Regions from separate parts of the Homo sapiens genome. Here regions 2 and 3 are each linked to region 1. Evidence: chromatin loops called from intact Hi-C (ENCODE). Cell type or tissue: heart right ventricle. All regions are shown on one strand.

Region 1 (8,000 bases):
TTGTCGTGGGACTTCAGGCCACATTGGCTTGAAGGCATTCGTTTCCTTCTGGGGTGGGGACAGGCCCTCATGGCAGGCTTGTTCCCGTGGCTCTGAGCGAGGCCTCTTCCTGCTGGGCTCCCAGACTCCTGCATCCAGGCCCCCACCTTCTCGGCTTCTGGTTTTTCTTTCTTTTTGGTAGAACACAACATCTACCATTCAGTTAAACCTTCTTTATCTCCTCCTTTGGCATCCATTTTTCCAAAGAAGAGTCGAGTCCTCTGAGGTCTGTGCTTGAAAGCCGTCCGAAGGCATTCTTGTTAGCTTTGCTTTTCTCCCCATATCCCAAGGCGAAGCGCTGAGATTCTTCCATCTAAAAAACCCTCGACCCGAAACCCTCACCAGATAAACTACAGTTTGTTTAGGAGGCCCTGACCTTCATGGTGTCTTTGAAGCCCAACCACTCGGTTTCCTTCGGATTTTCCTCCCTTTGTTCGGGGTTTGGTTTGGCTCCTCTGTGTGTGTCCGTATCTTGTTCGGTGTCCTCGAGGTTGAGCTTCACTCCACTGCGGCAGAGGCAGCGTGCACACTCGGATTTGCTACGTTTCTATATATCTTGAAGCTAAATGTATATATGAGTAGTTTGCCATGAGATAACACAGTGTAAACAGTAGACACCCAGAAATCGTGACTTCTGTGTTCTCTCCATTTGAGTATTTTGTAATTTTTTTGAAATATTTGTGGACATAAATAAAACCAAGCTACACTACAACCCTTGGGTGTCTCCCGTGCACTGTCTCATTCCTGGAGAGTGGGCGGGGATCCTGGCTGTTACCCCAGGTGGGGAAGGGACAGAGGGAGAGTCGGCTGTTCCCTGCTGCTCGGGACCCTGTTTGCATCCCAGAGTGGCTTCCAGAAACATCCTCTGTCTGGGAAGAGGCTTTCCCTGGTGAGGGTGCTGTCTTTCTTTGGAGGCTCCCCAAGCAGCGGGATGGGCCCTAAGCAGGCACTGGCATTGGGACTAAGAGCATCTTCCCCCACCCCTTGCCATTCACCCCACACCTCTAATCCGTGGGCGTTACCAGCATGTATGGGCATGTGGCACCCTGCCTGCTCAGGAGACACATCGGAACCACCCCATCCTAGCGGCCTCCTGCCTGGCCCCCATCTGCCTCCCCGTGGCCTACCAGTGCCCCCACACCCCACCCCCAGCCACCCAGCTCTAGAGCTGCACTCCAGGTGGAGGATGCATCCCAGGCCTAAGGGGCTCTAACCCTCCAAAGGGGCTGCAGGCAGCCTGCAGGGTGTGGACATGGCCACAGGGGGGCAGGCGTTGGAATTGCGCTGTGGCTTCAGAACCTGTTGAGGGCATTTTCCTGGAGCCTCAGGATTGTCCCCGGAAATGTGTGTCCACCCTTTGTCATCTGGGATAGGGCCATCAGTTTCTAGGTGTTTGCAGACATGGGGCAAGAGCAGCCCAGAAAGCTGACTGTTGGTAAACTGTCCTCAAACCAGGCAGGGTCCGCCACGTGGTAAAGACTTGGGGAGCAGCAGGCACCAGGCACTGCCTCGCTCAGGACCTGAGAAAGCTTCGCCATGCAAAGACCCGAGTGGCGCACACGATGACGGCCCTTGAGGCGAACAGCAGGGGTCCTGCTCAGCAGCGTGGCTGACCAGGGCACAGGGATGGGCCCGCAGGCTGGCCACAGGAGCCCCAGGTGGCTCTCAGTCCAGGTCTTGGGTGAGAGGATGGCACTGGGGTGGCTGGGAGAGGCTGGAATCCAGGCGCTGTCTTGGTGGGTCTCCGGGACTGTGCCCCTTAGGAAGCTGCAGGGTTTAACAGGTACAGGTCTGTGAAGTGTAGATTTCAGTGTGGTTAAATGGTTGGATCCAAGCGTCTTGAGGAGATAGTAGGTTCATGCTACAACAAGGCCTCATCAGAGCTGGGCAGCTTCTCAGGCATGAACAGCTGTGGCCATTGTCACCACTCTGCCACGCACCCATGTGAGGAAGAGGGCCGGGAATGCTAACCAGACATCTGCTGGGTGGACGGGGCGGAGGGAAATGGTGCTGTCCTCCAGCAGCACCCCAAAGCCAGGCCCTCGCCTCTTGCTGCCCCAACGACGTCCCACGTGCCCTCTGCCCCTTTGTTCCTGGAAACGCATCCTCAGCTTGAGCATGGTGGCTCAGCAGCCCCGCTGGTTCCACTGCAGGTGGGCTAGGAAGATGGCACTTTGCAGGGCATGGTGTAAGTCCCAGGGCCTCAGCACAGTGTAGGTGTGCAGCTGGGTGTGTGGCTGCATTGTTGATAATTGTCCATGGTAAGTCTAGGGAGGGAGAGACCTCACTTAAGCCTCACCTGGGTAAGTCAAGATCACGCATCTGAAGGGCAAGGATGCACCGTGGAGAGATCAGCGGTGGCCTCCCACACACACACGAGATTGCAAGCTTCCAGGCCCTCAAAAATCAGCACTGGTGAGCTATACAATTGTGGATGTGATCAGCTGATGAGTGGTGGCGGGGGGCGGGGGGGGGGGGGGTCAGGGCCAGAGCCCTTCTGTGTGGAAGCTGAGATGTGGGGAGCCGTCATCTGAGCTAAGAGCCCTCACTAGCCCCAGCCTGACCACATGGTGAGACCCAGGGCAGTGTGACTGGGCACCAGCACAGACTTCAGTGACCACCATCAGCCTCACCTGACCAGCCCAGAAGGCTTGGGTACATATCTGAACTCAGAGCTTTGAAATCAGAACCAGCTACCCAGATACTGGGGATGAAGCTGCCAGGCCCCAAAACCAGTGGAAAAGTCTGTCCTGCACTGGACCCCTGGGGCCCTTCCTGCTGCCCAATGGAGACCGAGGAACAGCGGGGTCCTTGGCCTCCCTACCTCCTCCTAAGGAGGATCTGCCAGATGAGCCAGCCAAGGGATGCAGCCGCACATTTGGCCATCCGGTTGGACTGATACGGGCTGCAGGATAAAGCAAGCCCTTTCTGGTTCATAAGGTTCCCGGACCTCCCGTTAGAAGGCGGGGCCTGGCTGGAGCTGGCATCCATCGTGGATCCCCAGGGGGCCAGGAACAGCCTCCTGCTCAGCCCCTGATGAGCTCCAGCTGCAGATGCCTCACCCGGTCCTCTCGGAGGCGGCATTGTCGGCCTTTGACAGTCTCGGTATCTGAGGTCCTTTACCTGAATCCCCACTGGGTTCCTAGCTGCCCTGGAATCCTTGGCAACTCAAGTTCTGGGACCTGGTTCTCTGCTTCTCCAACTCAAGGTGGCTTCTCTAGTGGCTGTCTTTGTCAAGAGTGGTCATTGTTCCCTTTTGACACCTCAGGGACCCAGGCTGCAGAAGTCCCCCTGTATCTCCCACAGCCCAGTTCTGTGTATGCACAGGCACCCGGGCCCCTTCTTAATGAACCAAGTTTGTGGAAGGCACTTGCTCTGCAGATATTGGAGGGATGGATGGATGGGTGGATGGACCCTGCTGGATGGATGGATGGATGGATGGATGGATGGACGGACGGACGGATGGACGGACGGACGGGCCCTGCAGGGCAAGGTTCCTTGCTGCCAGTCCAGATGTGCTATTGGAAAGTGGGTGTGAAGGACCAGATAGAAGGACCTTTTGGGTTGACTTCGGAAGGCTTCCCAGGGACGCCTCTGCTGGGCACCTGGAGACCCTCCCTTCACATTCTCTTGACTGTGCCTGCCGTGTGGGCCCTGCAGTCCCTCTGACTCCAACCCTGGTTGACACCATCGTAGAAGTGGGGAATGGGGCTTGGGGGATCAGCTTCTGATGAACCCCTAGGGTTTGAGTATCCATTGGAGCAAATTAAAAACAGGCTTTTAGAGCACCTTTTAGTTGTCCCAGAGAGGATTCCTGAGGCCATTTCTTGCCTATCCCACTGTTTTCTGGGCATGTGACCACCCAGTCCCCCCCACCCCCCAATCCCCTTGGACCCTGCTGCTGGGCAGCCGTCGAACAGAGTCCATCCCCATCCTGGCCACCAGGTGGCAGTCGTTACAAGGCCCAGGTGCTTGCCCTGGGCCCGCGGCTGCCACAAGACCTGCAGCTCTGGTGTAGGGGCAAGTCAAGGCCCCCGGCGATGGTGGGGAAGGCTGGAGGGTTTGACAGCGAGCATTGTGTAAGAGATCCGACGTTTCCTCGAGGCAGGCGGCCGGACAGGCGGGTCAGAGATCAGGCAACTGGACAGGCCTCAGCAGAGCGGGTTGTGGAGATGGCTGGGAAGAGGGGGCTGAGTGTGGGCAGGTGAGGCTGATGGCTGTGGGCAGGCAGGGCGGGCACGGCTGTGAGAATGAGGGCAAAGGCCTTGTCTAGAGAACAGGAGGTTTCTTCTGTTCTCCGCTGCATCCCCCAAGGCTTGGGAGGTACCCGGTAGGAACTCAATGTTCCTTGTGTGGAAGAGAATCCCAGGATGGCATCAGCAGCGGATGACTTCCAAGAATCATGACTCCCATAACTAACCGCGCCCCCACTCCCCGACAAGCCCCCTGAGCAGCTGCTGGGGGTCCTTGTGTGCCACAAAAGTACCCACCCCCAGTTCCAGACACCTGCTCCTTCCCTCTACGGATGCCCTCCACCCGCTCCCCGCTGAGGATGATACGTCACGCCCCACGCACCCGAGTGGATTCTGCAGACACACTCTGAGCAGGTGCAGGGAGGGCCAGGACCTCCCGACTGCGGGGGGGCCAGGCAATTGTCAGTTCTTGCATATTCCAGGGAAATCATCCCTGTTCCCCCAGAAACCTGTAGCCCAGCCTGGTGAGTGTAGGAATGCCACCTTACCGGGTCCCGGTTCCCGGTTCTCCAGGGAATGCCACCTTACCCTGTCCCGGTTCCCCAGGGAATGGTCCAGGGTTAGCCCAACAGCCTAGGGAGGAAGAAACACAAAACCCAGGGAGGCGATGACCTCTAGGGCAATTCCTTTGATGACGTTCAGTTTCCATGCTAAGTGCTGTGGGCAGTGCTCGATGGCTGTTAGGTGTGTTTCGTTTCTGAGTGGCATCAAGGAATGGGAGCCACTTTCCAAGTTTGCTGACAGGAAAGTCAGGAGTGGCTTCAGATCTTGGTGATGTGGTTTTTGTTTTGAGTGGCCTGAGAAGCATGAGTCTCACAGAGCGCTGATCGATAAAGCAAGAGGCCTTCTCCCGCTGTCCCCTCGCCTCTGAATAGGATGAGAAGCTCCCTCCAAGCTGAGCTCCCTGGGGAGCGAGCCCTGGGGAGCGAGAAGGCCTCCCTGCAGCAGCACAGTGTTCAGGAGACAGACGGGCAGGAAGCTGCCCGCCCTCAGGGGCTTGGCCGGCTCACAGCGCTCCTAAGGCACTCAGCGGCATGAGGCTGGACTCAGACTCCCCGGGCTCAAACTCCACCCTGTTGTGACGTGGGCCAGGTACTGGGTGTGCTTGCCTCAGGATCCAGATCTGTCAAATGGGGGAATGATACCTCTTTCCCAGCAAGGTCGGAGAATGGATTAAGATTCATTCACACGTGGCCTCGTGTGTAGTGAGGACTTCACAAACAGCAAGCAGCGGTGACTACCCTCATCATCACAGCTTGATTCTTTTTTTTTTTTTTTTTTTGAGACAGAGTCTCGCTCTGTCACCCAGGCTGGAGTGCAGTGGTGCAATCTCAGCCCACTGCAACCTCTGCCGCCCAGGTTCAAGCGATTCTCCTGCCTCAGCCTCCCAAGTAGCTGGGACTACAGGCGCCCACCACCATGCCCAGCTAATTTTTTGTATTTTTAGTAGAGACAGGGTTTCACCGTGTTAGCCAGGATGGTCTCAATCTCCTGGCCTCGTGATCCACCCGCCTCGGCCTCCCAAAGTGCTGGGATTACAGGCGTGAGCCACTGCGCCCGGCCCACAGCTTGATTTTTAAGTAGAGAGAAATCCTCTCTGAGATGTGAAAGTCAAACGAATGTGGCTCTCAGTGAGTCCTAGGCCTCGTGGTTTGGAGCTGGTGGCTGCTCCCACTGCCATCTGCTAGGAATAGACCTGGAAGTCAAGGGCAGCTTTTCGGACCCGGCCAGAGGGCAGTACTCCCACAGTTCGGGAGGCAGGGCAGGTTCTCAGAAAAGAGAGGCTGACAGGGACGATTCCCACGTGTAGAAGCAATCTGTGTTTTGTTAGAAAGTTCTAGGAAGAGGGCCTAAGATTTGACAAGCCAAGAGTAAGCGGGAAGCCCCTTATTCTTCATTTTGACCAGTTCTGGGCAAAGACAGCCCAGACCAGAGGACAGCCACCCAACACCACATTTTCTAGGAAGTCTGAAGCTCTTCCAAACAACATAAATGTGGGGAGGGTAAGTCTGCAGTTCCAGGAAAAGCATGGGACTAACAGGGCCTGAGTCTACAGAGGCTCAAAGGAGCGGTGTGACTTTGAAAAGCCACTAAACCTCTCTGTGCTTCAGCTACATGTGTATCAGGGACCGTGAGACCCGCTTCACTGAGCTCATGACCATGAAGGGTAAAGCAGCATCACATGAAAGCACAGGGAAAGAATCACTGGCTCCAAGCAGGGTGGACTGCACGGAGGAAGTGGCATTTCAGACAGGTCTACATGGATGAATCAGATATTGATGGGCAGAGAAGAGGTGGACTTGGCCTGCAGGAAGATCCTAAACACAGGAACCGATTGTGGCCCACAAAGGTTCTGTGGCTGTAGTACAGGGGGCTGGCAACGTGGCGGGTGGCTGGCTCGGGAAGATGGGCTGGGCTCTGTTTGGTGGAAGGAATTTCTACCTGATTCCTTAGGGTCTGGGGAGCCAGGGTAGGTGTCATGGAAGACTAGAAGAGGGGATGGGCTCAGGCCCGTGTTTACAGCCCCCCAGCTTCAGGGTGGAAGATGGATGTGAGGGTAGACAGGAGGCCAGGAGTCCAGCAGGGGCGCAGAGAGGAGTGGTGGGGCTCCAGGAGGCAGCAGGCAGTGACACTGAGGAAGGCTATGGCCCATGGGGGAGGCCGGGGCTCAGGTGGGAAAATCATAACCAAGGTGGGGAGGCCGTGGTTGGGAGGGAGGCTGTGGCCCAGGTGGGGAGGTAGCCTTTCTGACTGGCCCTAAGTGGTCACAGCAAGATGATAAGACACTGTCATGAACGCCAGACTCCCCAAGGCTGGCAACAGGCCCCAGAACCCCTGTTGTTTGTTGTGGATTTGTGGTCAGGGATGTCTTATATGTCCCCAGAACACAGGGCCCATGCAGTGAGGGAACTGGGGGCTGCACAATCCCAGACCAGGCCCAGCTTGGCGACAACAGGGACCCGGCCGTGACCCCTCATGGCCATTAATCACCATGCGTGGAGGAGCCCTCCCAGGCCTCTGAGAAGGGGCCTTGGTGAGCTTCCAGCGTCAGGTGACGAAGATGGTCAGAGGCCAGATGGCGAGGGACTGCCACACTCACGAGAGCTTTGCCAGATCCACAAAGGGGCACTGGGAGGCAGTGGGCACAGCCCGGGCAGACCCAGGCCCAGCGACGCCTGCACGCAGCAGGCACATGGTGTCCATCTGTGGAATGAACCCTTGGCGGATGGAGGGGGAAGAATGACCCGAACCTCGCCCTCCAGCCCCTAGTCCCTGCCTGTGGAGTCAAAAGGCAGGATGGGCGCTGGCCAGCCACATCAGCTCCAAACTCTTTGAGATTTCAACTTTTGGGGCATTTTACAATCTGAGCATCTTGGTGCCTATGCTCCCTCGAGCCTGTCAAGCAAGTGCTCACTTCAGAGATCACTCCCTGGCTTCATCAGGACACTGCTCAAACGGCACCTCACTACTGAGGCCACCCAGACACGCTGCTGTCGCCCTGTCCTCCTTCCCTGCGCTTGCGCTGCACGGAACCTCAGTGAGCCATGTGTCTCCCTTCCTCTCACATCAGTTCCAGCAGGGCAGAGTGGACACTTACAGCTGGATTCCCAGGCCAACCACTGTCTGCCACACCCAGGCACTCGCTGGATATCTGGAGGGTGGATGAGTGGATAAGAGGATGGGTGGAAGGATGGATGGATGGAGAAA
Region 2 (8,000 bases), 370 kb after region 1:
GTGGCTCACATCTGTAATCCTAGTACTTTGGGAGGCCAAGCCAGAAGGATCGCTTGAGGCCAGGAGTTCAAGACCAGACTGTGCAATATGGTTAGACCCTGTCTCTACAAAAAAATTTAAAAATTAGCCAAGTGTGGTGGCTCATACCCATAGTTCCAGCTACTCGGGAGGCTGAGGTGAGAGGATTGCCTGATCCCAAGAGGTGGAGGTTACAATGAACTGAGATCACACCACTGCACTCCTGCCTGGGTGACAGAGCAAGCCTCTGTCTCAAATACATTAAATAAATAAACAAACCATGGATTTTCAGGAAAACACTGCTCTGGATCAAATGTAACTGTATGTAGAATGTACAACAGCAAGAGAGAACCCTCATGTAAACTGTGGACTCTGGATGATGATGTGTCAATGTGGGTACAGATTCTGGTGCAGGATGTTGATAGTAGGGGAGGCTATGCATGGCCAGGGGCGGGGGCCTGGGGAGTGGCGAGTGGGTCAAGGTAGACGGGAATTTGGCTGTGAACCTAAAACTGCTCTAAAAAACTAAAGTTTAGTAATTAAAAAACATGCAGTATAATGAAAAGTGCATCACTTTTAAAGTGGAGCTCAGATATGCTCACAGCGGCATTCAAGGATGATCATTATGGCATGGTTTACAAGGGCAAAAGCAGAAAACCACCTTCATGCCCACCCCCAGGAGAAGGTTACATACAGCATGGCACATTCCAACACTGGACTAGCAGCTGTACTTAACAAGGATGAAGCAAATCTAAATCTACATGTGCTGTTAAAAGATAACATAAGATATTAACATTAAGTTAAAAAAAGCAAGCTGCAGAACAATACATTTAGTAGATCTCATTTTAGTTAAAATAAAAAGGATAATGAGTATGTGATAGATAAAATTCTACAGGTACACAAGAAACTTTTTTTTTTTTTTTTTTTTGATAGGGTCTTGCTTTGTCCTCCAGGCTGGAGTTCAGTGGCGAGATCACAGCTCACCATAGCTTTGACCTCCCAGGCTTAAAGCGATCATCCCACCTCAGCCTCCTGAGCAGCTGCAACTACCAGTGTGCATCACCATGCCTGGCTAATGTTTTTTGTATTTTTAGTAGAGATGGAGTTTAACCATGTTGCCCAGGCTGGTCTCGAACTCGGGGCTCAAGCGATCCACCCGCCTCAGCCTCCCAAAGTACTGGGATTACAGGCGGAAGCCACTGTGCCCAGTCTACAAGAAACTTGTGGTGGCACATGCCTGTAATCCCAGCTACTCGGGAGGCTGAGACAGGAGAGTCCCTTGAACCCGGGAGGCGGAGGTTGCAGTGAGCTGAGATCACACCACTGCATTCCAGCCTGGGCAACAGAGCGAGAGACTCCATCTCAAAAAAAAAAAAAAAACCACACACAGGCATATGGGCCAGGCGCGGTGGCTAACACCTGTAATCCCAGCACTCTGGGAGGCTGAGGCAGGCAGATCACAAGGTCAAGAGTTCGAGACTGGGCGCGGTGGCTCATGCCTGTAATCCCAGCACTTTCAGAGGCTGAGGCGGGTGGATCACAAGGTCAGAAGTTCAAGACCAGCATGACCAACATGGAGAAACCCCATCTCTACTAAAAAATACAAAAATTAGCCAGGCGTGGTGGAGCACACCTGTGATCCCAGCTACTCAGGAGGCTGAGGCAGAAGAATCACTTGAACCCGGGAGGCGGAAGTTGCAGTGAGCAGAGAACGCACCATGGCACTCCAGCCTGGGCAACAGAGCGAGACTCTGTCTCAAAAAAAAAAAAAAAAAAAAAAAAAAAAAGAGTTTGAGACCAGCCTGACCAACATGGTGAAACTCCATCTCTACTAAAAATACAAAAATTAGCTGGGTGTGATGGCATGCGCCTGTAATCCCAGCTACTCAGGAGGCTGAGAGAGAAGAATCGCTTGAACCCGGGAGGCAGGGATTGCAGTAAGCCAAGATCACGCCACTGCACTCCAGCCTGGGCGATGGAGCGAGACTCCATCTCAAAAAACAAACAAACAAACAAAAACAAGCATATACTTACCTCCATTCATCATTTTGTCTTTAGCAAGAGGGTGTGTTGTAACTTTACTTCCAAAACCTATTTCATGAGCCAACAGAGCAGTAGGACCTAAGAATAAAAATAAAAAGATCTAAGTGCAGATATAGAAAAGCCCATGTTTAAAAAATCGCAATAGTGCCTGGCACAGTGGCTCATGCCTGTAATCCCAGCAATTGGGGAGGCCTAGGTAGAAAAATTGCTTGAGCCCAGGAATTCAACATCAGCCTGGGCAACACAGACCCCTTCTCTAACAACAACAAAAACTGCAACAGCAAAGTATTCTTCAAAATCAAGAGGCTCTTACCAAACATACAGCTACGATTCTGAAATGAAACACTTCCTAGTATGAGAGATAAAGTATGTTTATAACAAACGATTTGCTGAGCACATCTGGCAAAAGCACAGAAACTCAAAATACTTCAATAACCATTTACTCAAGAAGATTTACCTTGATACCAGCAGAGCATACACAGATAAACAAAATGTGCTCACCTCTCTCACCTTCCCCATCCCCAGAACAGGGACCACATATACCAGGAGTCCAAAGGAGGGGGAGGATCACTGGGGCGGGCTCAACTTCTTACCTCACTCTTAGTAAAAGGAAAGATTTAGTTACATGCTAAAGGCAACTGGTACTCTCTGAACTTCTGGATTTTATTGCTCTTTTGTAATCTTATTTTCTACTTGAAAATGGGAAATTAGGCCGGGCACGGTGGCTCATGCCTGTATTCCCAGCACTTTGGGAGGCCAAGGCGGCTGGATCATGAGGTCAGGAGATCAAGACCATCCTGGCTAACACGCTGGAACCCTGTCTCTACTAAAAATACAAAAAATTAGCTGTGCGTGGTGGCGGGCGCCTGTAGTCCCAGCTACTCGGGAGGCTGAGGCAGGAGAATGGGGTGAACCCGGGAGGCAGAGCTTTCAGTGAGCCAAGATCGTGCCACTGCACTCCAGCCTGGGCGACAGAGCGAGACTCTGTCTCAAAATAAATAAAAAATAAATAAATAAAATGGGAAATTAACACTCGTTCATCCACCTATCCACCCAAGTATGCCAGGTGGTAGGATTAAAATGGACAGCACACTGTCCTTGAAGGAGATAGCCTGTGAAGTGCCTGGAAGTGTGAGATATAAAGGCACTAGCATCACGTGATGAAAGCTACTTAAGCAAAGAACCACATGGAAGTGTCAGTTGATGAAGTCTTTCCAAATTGGCAGGTCCTAACTTGAGATTTTTATTTAAATGTATTCACTGAAAACGGCCAACTTCAGGGAGGGTCACAAGCATATTGCGTATGTAATGGTCCTAAATAAGGATTAAAAACAAAGATTTTATATACCTTTCATTGTTATTTCATCTTAAAGCTTTTTACAAAGTATTCATTCTACCTTTTTCCTCTAAGCCACACATATAAACATTCTTTCTAAGGCCTCACATGACACTTAGAAGGATACGTTTCAGAACAGCACCTTGATCTTGGAAACACTTAAGGTGCCCTGGATGGCTAAGATCCTGTGGCACAGTTTGTACACTTTTAGTGTCAGCAAACCTGAGAGGTCTTGGTCTTACTGTCCTTTCATTTTTCAACAAGACTCCAAGGAAGGAATTATATAATATACCCACAAGCTACTCAGACCGTAGCTGTTACAAACAGGAAGATCACACAAATACTACCTAATTACATAAGCTTTCTGCCTAATATCAGCTGTCAGTTTCAGACCAAGTCCTGATTTATAGCTCTTAAATCAAAAGCCTCAAATGTCTCTTCTCCACGTTATTTTTACACACAAGACAGCTATGTATGGTAGCAAATTTTAGAAGTCCGTAAGAATTGAATAATTATCAATTTTTATTTGAATGGATTTATAAATTGTTTTTAATTTTTATTTGGTAAGAATTTAAGAAGAAATTCCTACATCATCTTGCATTTTAAAGTAAACTTTAATAGATGATAGCACAGTGAGGAAAGTGATCGGTGAACGAGAATTTTTAGGCTGCTCCCTTCAAGGTGGTAATAAAATCACTGCTACGATGTGAATAAATTTATGTTACAGTTGGATTCAGGAATTTACTGATGTCTTTCATACTTATCAGGTAAGCTCATAATCACTGCTTTCTGGGGCGTCAGAACCCTATTTGGAATACTGGAGAAGAGACGTTTCACTCTCCCAGGACCTGGGATTCTGATGGATGAAAACGCTCTGTACTCTGCACTACAGTGCAGAGGGCGCAGCTGACCATGTCCCCTTCTGCAGCCAACAGCACCACCCTGTGGTAACATGCAAAATGACCACCTCTGCCAACTCCCCAGCTCCTCCAGGTGGCCAAGACCTTGCTTCCAGAGGCCTCATTCCTAGACCTGGGCATCTCAGCTGACAACTGTCCACTCCTCCAACTCCACACTTCCTCCCCCTCCCCTACTCAAAGTAAATATCATTTAATTTTCTTCTCAACATAGACTCCCTTCCAATTTGCGTTCCTCATTCACTCAATATTAAGGACTAGGCTAATATTCTTTGTGTTCAAAATGTTTCCAATCCCTAACTGCAACACTTCAGAATAATCTTGGCTGGGTGCGGTGGCTCACGCCTGTAATCCTAGCACTTTGGGAGGCCAAGGTGGGCGGATCACGAGATCAGGAGTTCGAGACCAGCCTGGCTAACATGGTGAAACCCCGTCTCTACCAAAAATACAAAAATTAGCTGGGCATGGTGGCAGGTGCCTGTAATTCTAGCTACTCGGGAGCCTGAGGCAGGAGAATCGCTTGAACCTGGGAGGTGGAGGTTGCAGTGAGCCGAAATTGCACCACTGCACTCCAGCTTGGGCAACAAGAGCAAAGCTCCCATTTCAACAAAAAAAAAAAAAAAAAAGAATCTTATTTTTCTGTTTGCCAATTTAAAAGATCCAAATCTCTTCCATCACTCCTCTGTTCCATTCCCATAACCCTCATCTCAATTAGCTCAGCTCATCATCACATTTTTTCCTATTTCTGGTGTAGTGCCCACAACAGTGGTGCAGGATATTCAATGGTATAAACACACTGCTAGTGTGTTTTCTATTTTTACTGTTTTTTATATAATTTTTTTTTTTTTGAGATGGAGTCTCACTCTGTCGCCCAGGCTGGAGAGCAGTGGCGCAATCTCGGCTCACTGCAAGCTCTGCCCCCCAGGTTCACACCATTCTCCTGCCTCAGCCTCCCGAGTAGCTGGGACTACAGGCACCCGCCACCACGCCTGGCTAATTTTTTGTATTTTTAGGAGAGACAGGGTTTCACCGTGTTAGCCAGGATGGTCTCGATCTCCTGACCTTGTGATCCGCACGCCTCGGCCTCCCAAAGTGCTGGGATTACAGGTGTGAGCCACCGCCCTTGGCCTATTTTTACTTTTTTTTTTTAAGAGACCAAGTCTTGCTCTGTCCTTTAGGCTCAAGTGCAGTGGTGTGATCACCACATCTCAATGTAACCTCAAATTCCTGGGCTCAAAGTGATCCTCCCACCTCAGCCTCCTGAGTAGCTGGGACTACAAGTGTGCACCACCACACCAGGCTGATTTTTTAAAATATTTTTTTGTAGAGGTCGGTGGGGGGGTCTCACTATGTTGCCCAGGCTGGTCTTGAACTCCTGGGTTCAAGTGATCCTCCCACCTCAGTCTCCCAAAGTGCTAGGATTACAGCTATGAGCCACCACAGCCAGCCTGTTTATTTTTTAATGTTGATTTAAAGTACTATAAGGCCCATGCTTCTTAGCATGGCATTCCATCTAGCCTCAGCACAAAACAGTAAGCCAAATGTGGTTGATTTTTTTTTTTTTTTTTTGAAACGAAGTCTTGCTCTGTCGCTCAGGCTGGAGTGCAGTGGCACGATCTCGGCTCACTGCAATCTCCGCCTCCCGGGTTCAAGCGATTCTCCTGCCTCAGCCTCCCAAGTAGCTAGGACGACAGGCATGCGCCACCATGCCCTGCTAATTTTTGTTATTTTTATTTTTATTATTTTATTTTATTTATTTTTTGAGACGGAGTTTCACTCTTGTTGCCCAGGCTGGAGTGCAATGGCGCAATCTTGGCTCACTGCAACCTCCACTTCCCAGGTTCAAGCGATTCTCCTGCCTCAGCCTCCCAAGCAGCTGGGATTACAGGCACGCGCCACCACGCCTGGCTAATTTCTGTATTTTTAGTAGAGATGGGGTTTCACCATGGTGGCCAGGCTGGTTTCGAACTCCTGACCTTAAGTGATTTTGCTACTTTTGTGGCACAGGACAAACTGACATGTGGTTTTTACTTTCAGCAGAATCATAAGGAAACAAACTCAGCCCAAACTCTTTCTTCCTTTGGTCAAAGAATCTAGGACTGAGGCTTGCTTCACAGCAGCAGAGCCAAAGAAAACCAAACTCAAGGATCTGTGACTTTCTCTCCAAAGAGGGGAGCAGCTGCTTGGGCTGCAGTGACTGCAGTGCCCTTTGGCAGAGATAATTACCTGAGCCTCAGGGCAGGTCAAAAGGCTAGTGGTGACTCTTGTAGTAAGCCCACGTACAAGACCTGCCAGGGTGGTCAACCTCTGTGGTTCTTCCCAGCCCCTAATGCCACGGTTCTCAAACATTTAGGTCTTAGAATCCCTTTAGCTTTTATGTGGGTTATATCTATGAACATCTGCCATATTAAAAATTATTACTTTTTTTTGAGACAGTCTTGCTGTGTCACCCAGGCTGGAGTGCAGTGGCGTAATCGCGGCTCACTGCAACCTCCGCCGCCCGGGTTCAATAGATTCTCCTGCCTCAGCCTCCTGATAGCTGGGATTACAGGAATGCATCACCATACCCAGCTAACTGCCCAGCTAACTTTTGTATTTTTAGTAGAGACGGGGTTTCACCATGTTAGCCAGGCTGGTTTCGAACTCCTGACCTCAAGTGATCCTCCCACCTCAGCCTCCCGAGTAGCTGGGATTACAGGCGTGCACCACCATGCCCAGCTAACTTTTGTATTTTTAGTAGAAACGGGATTTCACCACGTTTGCCAGGCTGGTTTTGAACTCCTGACCTCAAACGATCTGCCCACCTCAGCTTCCCAAAGTGCTGAGATTACAGGCATGCGCCACTGTGCCACGCCAATTACTTTTAATGGCAAAAACCACAATTACTTTTACATCAACCTAATAAAACTGGGAAATTTTTAAAACACAATAATAAATTCTCAGATGATGGTATCATCCTACTCTGATGTCACTCCTGAAAGACTGAGAAGAAAAAAGGCGAATAACATTTTGTTTGAAAGACATGGTGTCACTCTGCTGCCCAGGCTGGAGTGCAATCATAGCTCACTGCAGCCTCTAACTCTTGCCTTCAAGCGATCCTCCCATCTCAGCCTCCTGAGTAGCTGGGACTACATGCATGCAGTACTGTGCTTGGCTAATTTTTTGTTTGTTTGTTTGTTGAGATGGGGGTCTGGCTATGTTGCCAAGGTTAGTCTCAAACTCCTGGCTTTCAAGAGATCCTTCTGCCTTGGCCTCCCAAAATGCTGAGATTACAGGCATGAGCCACCACACCTGGCCCCTCAGTAGCATCTGCTTTGACCTTGCAAGTGCACCAAAAGAACATTGAGAACCACTGATACTCGAATGTATCAAGTCCCCAGGACCTCTGGCCCATAACTTCTTTTGAAAAGCCTACTGTATTGAACAAAATAGCAACAGCAACATGTTTTGATGTTGATGTTTACCAAACCATCCACTCATTCATTCGTTTATTCATTCACTCTTCTGACAAATATTTATTTTATTTTATTTTATTTTTTTTTTGAGACGAAGTCTCGCTCGTGTCCCCCAGGCTGGAGTGCAACGGCACAATCTCGGCTCACTGCAACCTCCGCCTCCCGGGTTCAAGCGATTCTCCTGCCTCAGCCTCCCGAGTAGCTGGGATTACAGGCGCCCGCCACCACGCC
Region 3 (8,000 bases), 330 kb after region 1:
GGAAAATAGAAGCGCGCTTGAAAATATAGATTAGGTTTATATTGTGGAGGCCCTAAATTGCCAGGCTGAGGAGGTTTTATTTAGGAGCCTTTGAAGGTTTTTTGAGCAGCAGCAAATCTTAGCTTGAGCTGTTGTTAAGGAATATTGACTTGGTACTAGTGTTGTAGAATAGGTTGCATATTGCCAGACCCCAGGAAGAATGATGCCTGTCAATGGAAGGGTAAGATTTGAGAAACCATGTAAAAGTAGTCTGTGGAACTTGGCAATTGAATGTACATGGCCTCAGGTTAAAAATGGTGCCTTGAGAAGTGTGATCCTCTTAGACCCTGAACTGGTTTGGGGAGTGGGGAATGGAGTATGAAGTGAAAGGAGGAGTTTGGTTTGTAGAGTTTGAGATGCCAGAGGGCCATCCAAGTGGAAAGATAATCACCAGACAATAGGAAATGCAAAGTTGAAGCTTGAGCCAGGCTGGAGTCATTGATTCAGGAGCTGTCTATGAGTTGAAGCTATACAAGTGGATTAATAAAAGGATAACCTCAAGAAGCAAATGATTTTAGGGCTTCTTTTTTCGTTGAATTTAGAAAAGAATCAAGTTAACAGGAAAAGGTGGTTCACATCTGAAATTTGGTATTTAACTGCATTTTAGACCCACTAAAAAAGCTAAAAATAGTTGATGAAGTTTGGAGAAGTTATGCTGAAGGTTATTTGGGTCCCCGTCTAAACCATGCTGTCTGGATTCACATTCGCTTTCCTATTCTTGGATTCCATAACATAATCCCATCTTGTACTTTTTAGATACTGATTTCCCCACATAGGTACATTTTTGCAATTGTTTTCCTCTAATGAGTTGTAAGACAGATAAAATGTGAAAAATTGGCATTAAACATCACTTGGGAAGAGTTTGTTTCTTTTTAGCTTGAGGTTGGTAAAATGGATTTATTTACTCCGCGCCCCCCCCCCCCCCGCCCCCCGCTTCCATTTGTGCTGAATACTAGAAGGTTTTTAGAGAGAGAGAAAGTTTCAGGTGGTTTCATACCCTCAGTTTACAATCTGAGAAACATTTTTTTTAAAAGCTTCCTTCCAAACCTATAGCACATTGCCCTTTTTGAGTCTACAGTTTGAAGTTATTTTCCAAAAGAAGAGAACATGGCAGTTATATTGCCCCCCTCGTCTCCCATGCTAGCAAGTAGGAAGTTCGGACAGTTTCATAACATGGCCCATTCACAATTCCCCATTGAAATTTAGAGGCAGGTCACCTTCTATGAATACACAAAGACACTATTGTGGTCAGAAGTGAGCTGGCTTAGTGAACACAATTCTTTTTATACTAAAAAAATTTTTTTCTTAAGAAAGCTAACAAGTAGGTGATGGAAACAATGAATAAAAAATAACTTTTTCTAGAACATATAAATAATTTTAAGTGACCATTGAAATGTAAGTTTAGAATTCCAAGGCAATTTCTGCAGAGGCGATAGTTACACAATCATTCTGTTGAAAGCTAAGATTTAGATGGCATTAGGAGGCTGACACACAGTAATTACTAGTAGTACTTGTTGGCTTGCAGACAGGTGGGGGTTGGGCCTGCAGAATCCCCTGCAGCATTTTCCTGTAATCTGGATGAGCGATCTTCAAACGTGTGCTTTCAAACTACTTAAATACCATATTCTTCCTATCTTGCCTTTCATTTTTATATTACCACAGATACTTTCCTCATAGTCTTGCCAGTGCTTGTAGAATGCTTAGAAAAAGCTTGATAAACCACTGGGCTAAGTACACAGAGGGAGAGGCTAGCAGTATTTTTAAATTGGTTTCTAAATTTTTTATAGCTTGATGGTAGATAACACATTTGCTTCATTGAAGTAATCTGAAAAACCAATCCTCAAAAGACCTCTCAATTAGAATTCTTAAATGACAATGTTTTCTTTATCATATATTTGAGAGATTGATTTAAAGAAAAATAATGCTTGACTATCTGAAATAATATTTTAACCCTATCATAAAATCTCTGCCTGGTAGAACAGCTGACTGTGGAAGGGTAAAATGCAGAGAACCAGTCATTGGATCTCCCTTCTCTACTTTGTTACTGAAATCTTGAACCTGTAGAACATTACTTATCACTGTGTTCCTTTCTAATGGGAAAATAATAATAAACACTTGCAGAGTATTTTTTAAAAGTTTTTAGCTTTAAAAAAAAAAACCCTGTGCCTTACACAATGTGTATATTGAGTTGATACTGATTATGATAATTAGATGGTATTATACAATCATTCATTCAGCAAACATTCACTTACTGAGCACCTACTAATGTTCCAGGTACTGATTGTTAAAAGGTGATTGAGACACAGCCTCTGTCCTGAGCTTAGTCTAGTAGGAGGTGACAGATTTGTAAATAATAGATTTGAAGTTGCTGAGCAAAAAAAAAAACAAAAAAAAAAACCTGTGTACCTCTCCCCCACAGCAAATGTGTCACATTTGCACAGTGCCCAGCCTTTGCACAGTGCCCAGCACTCAGCTGTGCAGATATTATTTGCACTGATCCCTTACTAATATTTAGTGAGAGAATGAGATCGTGTTAAAGAGTGTATATGTACGTGCCCCCAAAAGGGGTCAGTGTTACACAATAGTTGACAAATAATATCCTGGTGCCTAAGGAAAAAAACCTAAACTTATAAATAAACTTGGCTATCTGAAGACAGCAGAGATTGATGCTGACTAACACATAACGAATAATAAAAAAGGAAAGTGAAAAGGGGGCTATAGGGACTCCAGACCTGTAACATCTGACAAAGGGGATTGGCGGTCCTGAAGTTGAGGAACTACTAATTTAAGAAAAATGTACTTATTTTGTTATCCATGCCTTGCAGCTAAGCAAGATATGAGTTACTGGGTGTTTCACAAAGGAGGATGTAAAGAATGTACCTTTAACTTGTCTTTAAAAGGGAGGGAGGAAGCTGTCCCAGGCTTTTACTGAAGCCAGTAATCTTGCAGAACTTGATTTTTACAGGATAATGGAAATTAGTATCTTCATATATTACTGTTTGTTCCTTGAACAAGTAGTAACTGGAGAATTTGTCTCCCCATGGCCAACCCTGAAATACAAAATCCAGATAAATGCTAGACCCTGGGGTAGTCAGGTGCCAATACTGTAGAAACTCTTGCTTAGTTTCAGCATTGTGTTTTAGTGAGTATTAGTTCTACAGCATAAAATACAGTGGCTTCTGAAATTACTTTTTTAGCTTGGGAAAAATAAGCAGGATCCACTGGTGCTTCATGCCCAGTGCAGCCGTAACTTAGAAGGCTGGTTTAATAAGTCAGGGGAGGGTCTGTGTGCATTGCCAAGTGAGTGTGATTTGTTGTGCAACTCTCAGGCTGTGCAGTAGGAGGTCTGCTTTTGCTGGCAATAGATTATTTCTCATTTCACTAAAACATTTCATGTCTTTTGGATTAGCATTTACACAAAAAATCATTTTTAGTGTTTACATATAAGTACCCTCACGAGCTGTGAGAATTAAGTGAAAGTCTACAACTAATTTTTTCTATTCAGCATCCCCCAAATCCTCTGTTAGCTTTGCTGTAATTTAGACTGTCCTAATGGAGGTATTTCTGAATTGTTTTCTTTATTCTCTCATCTCTTCTACCTCCCAGGGAATGAAAGCTACTGGTTGATTTTAAAGTGCCTGGGCCTCACAGGTTTGGAGATGTCCCAGAATAAGGCACAATGTCAATAGCAGGAGTTGCTGCTCAGGAGATCAGAGTCCCATTAAAAACTGGATTTCTACATAATGGCCGAGCCATGGGGAATATGAGGAAGACCTACTGGAGCAGTCGCAGTGAGTTTAAAAAGTAAGTAGAGGATGTAATGCTGCTGTAATCTGGATAAATATGTGACACTAAAATGGGAGAGGCTGTGATTGCTCTTCGCTTATGACCAAAGTAGCTTCCTCTCCTTTCAGCAACTTTTTAAATATTGACCCGATAACCATGGCCTACAGTCTGAACTCTTCTGCTCAGGAGCGCCTAATACCACTTGGTATGTATTCTGAAAATCTGATCACAGTAAGCATTTGAGAAGAACAGTCTGGATTCGGGTTAGCTTGTCCTCCAGCATTATTTTTTAAATGAGGAAACCTGAACTATTTCCAACAACAGCCTGACCCCTAGTGGCAACAGATTCAGAAGATAACTGTGTTTTTCTCAAGCTATTGTACTCGACTGCCTTCATTCTGAGTCACTGATTGCTAAGTAGGACTGTTCATGGACGTGGGATCTTCTAAAATCAAGAATTAGTTCTCATTCCAGCTCTGATGCATACTTTACTTCATGAAACCTTAGGCGAGATTTCCCACCTTTCTTACTAGTATCGAATGCATGTTTGACAGTAATAGATGAAAATAGTATAAATGTTCCTCAAAACTTAAAAAATAGTATTTTTAATGTGAATATTCTGTTCCTTGGATCTTTGTCAAGAGCTGTGTGTGAACTGAACACATTGCAGGCAAGTCCATTCACTCACAATATTATGATGTGCCAGCAATAAGGACTTTGTCTTATCTCATTGGTACCCTACGTGCCTAGTATGGTCGCATGTCTTAAATGGCAAGGCTGGTACAGTATGGTATTCATGTAAATTATATGCTATTCATCTTCCGCGAATTTTACACACGTCACAAAACTTGCCTGTGATGTGTGGGTGTGCGCTGTGCACATGTCCAAGGGAGATAGAGGAGATAGTTTGTTCTTTGAACCACACCATGTGCGTTAAGAATCTTCTGCTCTCTAATTACACCTGTGGTGGTTGCATGGGTGTTCTCGGGGTGACAGCAGTCAAGTGTTTCACTCAGGAAGAAAGCTGTGGAAGCATAGGTAGCTGGGGTGCTCTCTCCCTCACACAGGTGGAGAGAGGATTGTTGATCTTTTATTAATATCTCTCGTTCATTCCAGGGCATGCTTCCAAATCTGCTCCGATGAATGGCCACTGCTTTGCAGAAAATGGTCCATCTCAAAAGTCCAGCTTGCCCCCTCTTCTTATTCCCCCAAGTGAAAACTTGGGACCACATGAAGAGGATCAAGTTGTATGTGGTTTTAAGAAACTCACAGTGAATGGGGTTTGTGCTTCCACCCCTCCACTGACACCCATAAAAAACTCCCCTTCCCTTTTCCCCTGTGCCCCTCTTTGTGAACGGGGTTCTAGGCCTCTTCCACCGTTGCCAATCTCTGAAGCCCTCTCTCTGGATGACACAGACTGTGAGGTGGAATTCCTAACTAGCTCAGATACAGACTTCCTTTTAGAAGACTCTACACTTTCTGATTTCAAATATGATGTTCCTGGCAGGCGAAGCTTCCGTGGGTGTGGACAAATCAACTATGCATATTTTGATACCCCAGCTGTTTCTGCAGCAGATCTCAGCTATGTGTCTGACCAAAATGGAGGTGTCCCAGATCCAAATCCTCCTCCACCTCAGACCCACCGAAGATTAAGAAGGTCTCATTCGGGACCAGCTGGCTCCTTTAACAAGCCAGCCATAAGGATATCCAACTGTTGTATACACAGAGCTTCTCCTAACTCCGATGAAGACAAACCTGAGGTTCCCCCCAGAGTTCCCATACCTCCTAGACCAGTAAAGCCAGATTATAGAAGATGGTCAGCAGAAGTTACTTCGAGCACCTATAGTGATGAAGACAGGCCTCCCAAAGTACCGCCAAGAGAACCTTTGTCACCGAGTAACTCGCGCACACCGAGTCCCAAAAGCCTTCCGTCTTACCTCAATGGGGTCATGCCCCCGACACAGAGCTTTGCCCCTGATCCCAAGTATGTCAGCAGCAAAGCACTGCAAAGACAGAACAGCGAAGGATCTGCCAGTAAGGTTCCTTGCATTCTGCCCATTATTGAAAATGGGAAGAAGGTTAGTTCAACACATTATTACCTACTACCTGAACGACCACCATACCTGGACAAATATGAAAAATTTTTTAGGGAAGCAGAAGAAACAAATGGAGGCGCCCAAATCCAGCCATTACCTGCTGACTGCGGTATATCTTCAGCCACAGAAAAGCCAGACTCAAAAACAAAAATGGATCTGGGTGGCCACGTGAAGCGTAAACATTTATCCTATGTGGTTTCTCCTTAGACCTTGGGGTCATGGTTCAGCAGAGGTTACATAGGAGCAAATGGTTCTCAATTTTCCAGTTTGATTGAAGTGCAGAGAAAAATCCCTTAGATTGCAAAATAAAATAGTTGAACTCTCTGTCTTCATGTGGAAGGTTTAGAGCAGTTGTGAGATGCTGTTATGCTGAGAAACCCTGACTTTGTTAGTGTTGGAAAAAAGTCTTACAAGTCTATAATTTAAAGATGTGATGGTGGGGAGGGGAGGATGGGGAAGCTTTTTATATATGCATACATTACATACCTATATATAAACTTGTGGTATAACCATAGACCATAGCTGCAGGTTAACCAATTAGTTACTATCGTAGAGTAATATATATTCAGAATAATAAACTCAAGCTGGAGAAATGAGTCCTGATAGACTGAAAATTGAGCAAATGGAAGAAGATACAGTATTGTTTAGATCAGAATCATTAAAAAATATTTTTGTTTAGTAAGTTTGAAGATTTCTGGCTTTTAGGCCTTTTCTATTTTGTTCCATTTATTTTTGCAGGCAATCTTTTCCATGGAGGGCAGGGTATCCATTCTTTACCATGGGTGTACCTGCTTAGGTTAAAAATCATACCAAGGCCTCATACTTCCAGGTTTCATGTTGCGTCTTGTTGAGGGAGGGAGAGCAGGTTACTTGGCAACCATATTGTCACCTGTACCTGTCACACATCTTGAAAAATAAAACGATAATAGAACTAGTGACTAATTTTCCCTTACAGTTCCTGCTTGGTCCCACCCACTGAAGTAGCTCATCGTAGTGCGGGCCGTATTAGAGGCAGTGGGGTACGTTAGACTCAGATGGAAAAGTATTCTAGGTGCCAGTGTTAGGATGTCAGTTTTACAAAATAATGAAGCAATTAGCTATGTGATTGAGAGTTATTGTTTGGGGATGTGTGTTGTGGTTTTGCTTTTTTTTTTTAGACTGTATTAATAAACATACAACACAAGCTGGCCTTGTGTTGCTGGTTCCTATTCAGTATTTCCTGGGGATTGTTTGCTTTTTAAGTAAAACACTTCTGACCCATAGCTCAGTATGTCTGAATTCCAGAGGTCACATCAGCATCTTTCTGCTTTGAAAACTCTCACAGCTGTGGCTGCTTCACTTAGATGCAGTGAGACACATAGTTGGTGTTCCGATTTTCACATCCTTCCATGTATTTATCTTGAAGAGATAAGCACAGAAGAGAAGGTGCTCACTAACAGAGGTACATTACTGCAATGTTCTCTTAACAGTTAAACAAGCTGTTTACAGTTTAAACTGCTGAATATTATTTGAGCTATTTAAAGCTTATTATATTTTAGTATGAACTAAATGAAGGTTAAAACATGCTTAAGAAAAATGCACTGATTTCTGCATTATGTGTACAGTATTGGACAAAGGATTTTATTCATTTTGTTGCATTATTTTGAATATTGTCTTTTCATTTTAATAAAGTTATAATACTTATTTATGATACCATTAGTAATGTTTCTTGCCTAAAGTCTTATAAAGTGTATGAAGCAATTTGACAGCATTATTTTTAAGCACAAGCGAAGATTCTTTGAAGTTTAATGTATTCTTGAAACTCTTATTCTTTAGAATGAAACATAATTTGTGCAATCTTTTTCACATATTATGAAAGTATACAGTGGAAATGAGCTGTTTGTTTTTACCTTTAACAACTGAAAGAGAACTGGATTCTGGGGTTACTATCAGAAACAACGTTGGGGGTGGGAGTCCACATCAAGGAGAACGTGACAGAAGAAACCAGTTCTGATGTGTAGACTTGGTTTGACTCATTCTGATTTTTAGGACGAGGTCCCGGTTACTCTGGGCCCTTTGGCAGGCTTTGCTTCTTGCTTA

Evidence for each region. Peaks named below come from ENCODE experiments on the same cell type or tissue, not always from the same donor. Only the 100,000 strongest peaks of a DNase experiment are listed, where the experiment ranks them.
Region 2: a loop joins it to region 1, with 4 times the contacts of the local background. A loop is called at or near these places in 64 of 110 quality-filtered maps.
Region 3: it touches region 1 in a loop (2.4-fold over the local background); 42 of 110 quality-filtered maps call a loop at or near these places.

The regions. Positions count from the first base shown.
Region 1 is chr1:8,345,155-8,353,154 of GRCh38, reverse strand. It overlaps RERE (arginine-glutamic acid dipeptide repeats), which reads left to right. Exons shown (of 23, transcript NM_001042681.2): 23 at 1-751. Among named protein-coding and RNA genes, the nearest start is that of SLC45A1, 31 kb to the right of the region's middle. RefSeq lists an enhancer at 2,472-3,292. In heart right ventricle, CTCF peaks have their summits at 1,071, 1,281 (motif pointing right) and 3,983 (motif pointing right); DNase peaks (open chromatin) are centred at 3,009 and 4,014; H3K27ac peaks cover 1,916 bases.
Region 2 is chr1:7,971,791-7,979,790 of GRCh38, reverse strand. It overlaps PARK7 (Parkinsonism associated deglycase), which reads right to left. Exons shown (of 7, transcript NM_007262.5): 6 at 2,053-2,139. Among named protein-coding and RNA genes, the nearest start is that of PARK7, 14 kb to the right of the region's middle. In heart right ventricle, a CTCF peak has its summit at 4,331 (motif pointing left); a DNase peak (open chromatin) is centred at 4,347.
Region 3 is chr1:8,011,338-8,019,337 of GRCh38, reverse strand. It overlaps ERRFI1 (ERBB receptor feedback inhibitor 1), which reads left to right. Exons shown (of 4, transcript NM_018948.4): 2 at 3,646-3,843; 3 at 3,954-4,030; 4 at 4,942-7,611. The coding sequence starts at 3,719. The coding sequence ends at 6,128. Among named protein-coding and RNA genes, the nearest start is that of ERRFI1, 11 kb to the left of the region's middle. In heart right ventricle, CTCF peaks have their summits at 2,598 and 4,163 (motif pointing left); a DNase peak (open chromatin) is centred at 3,329; H3K27ac peaks cover 1,114 bases.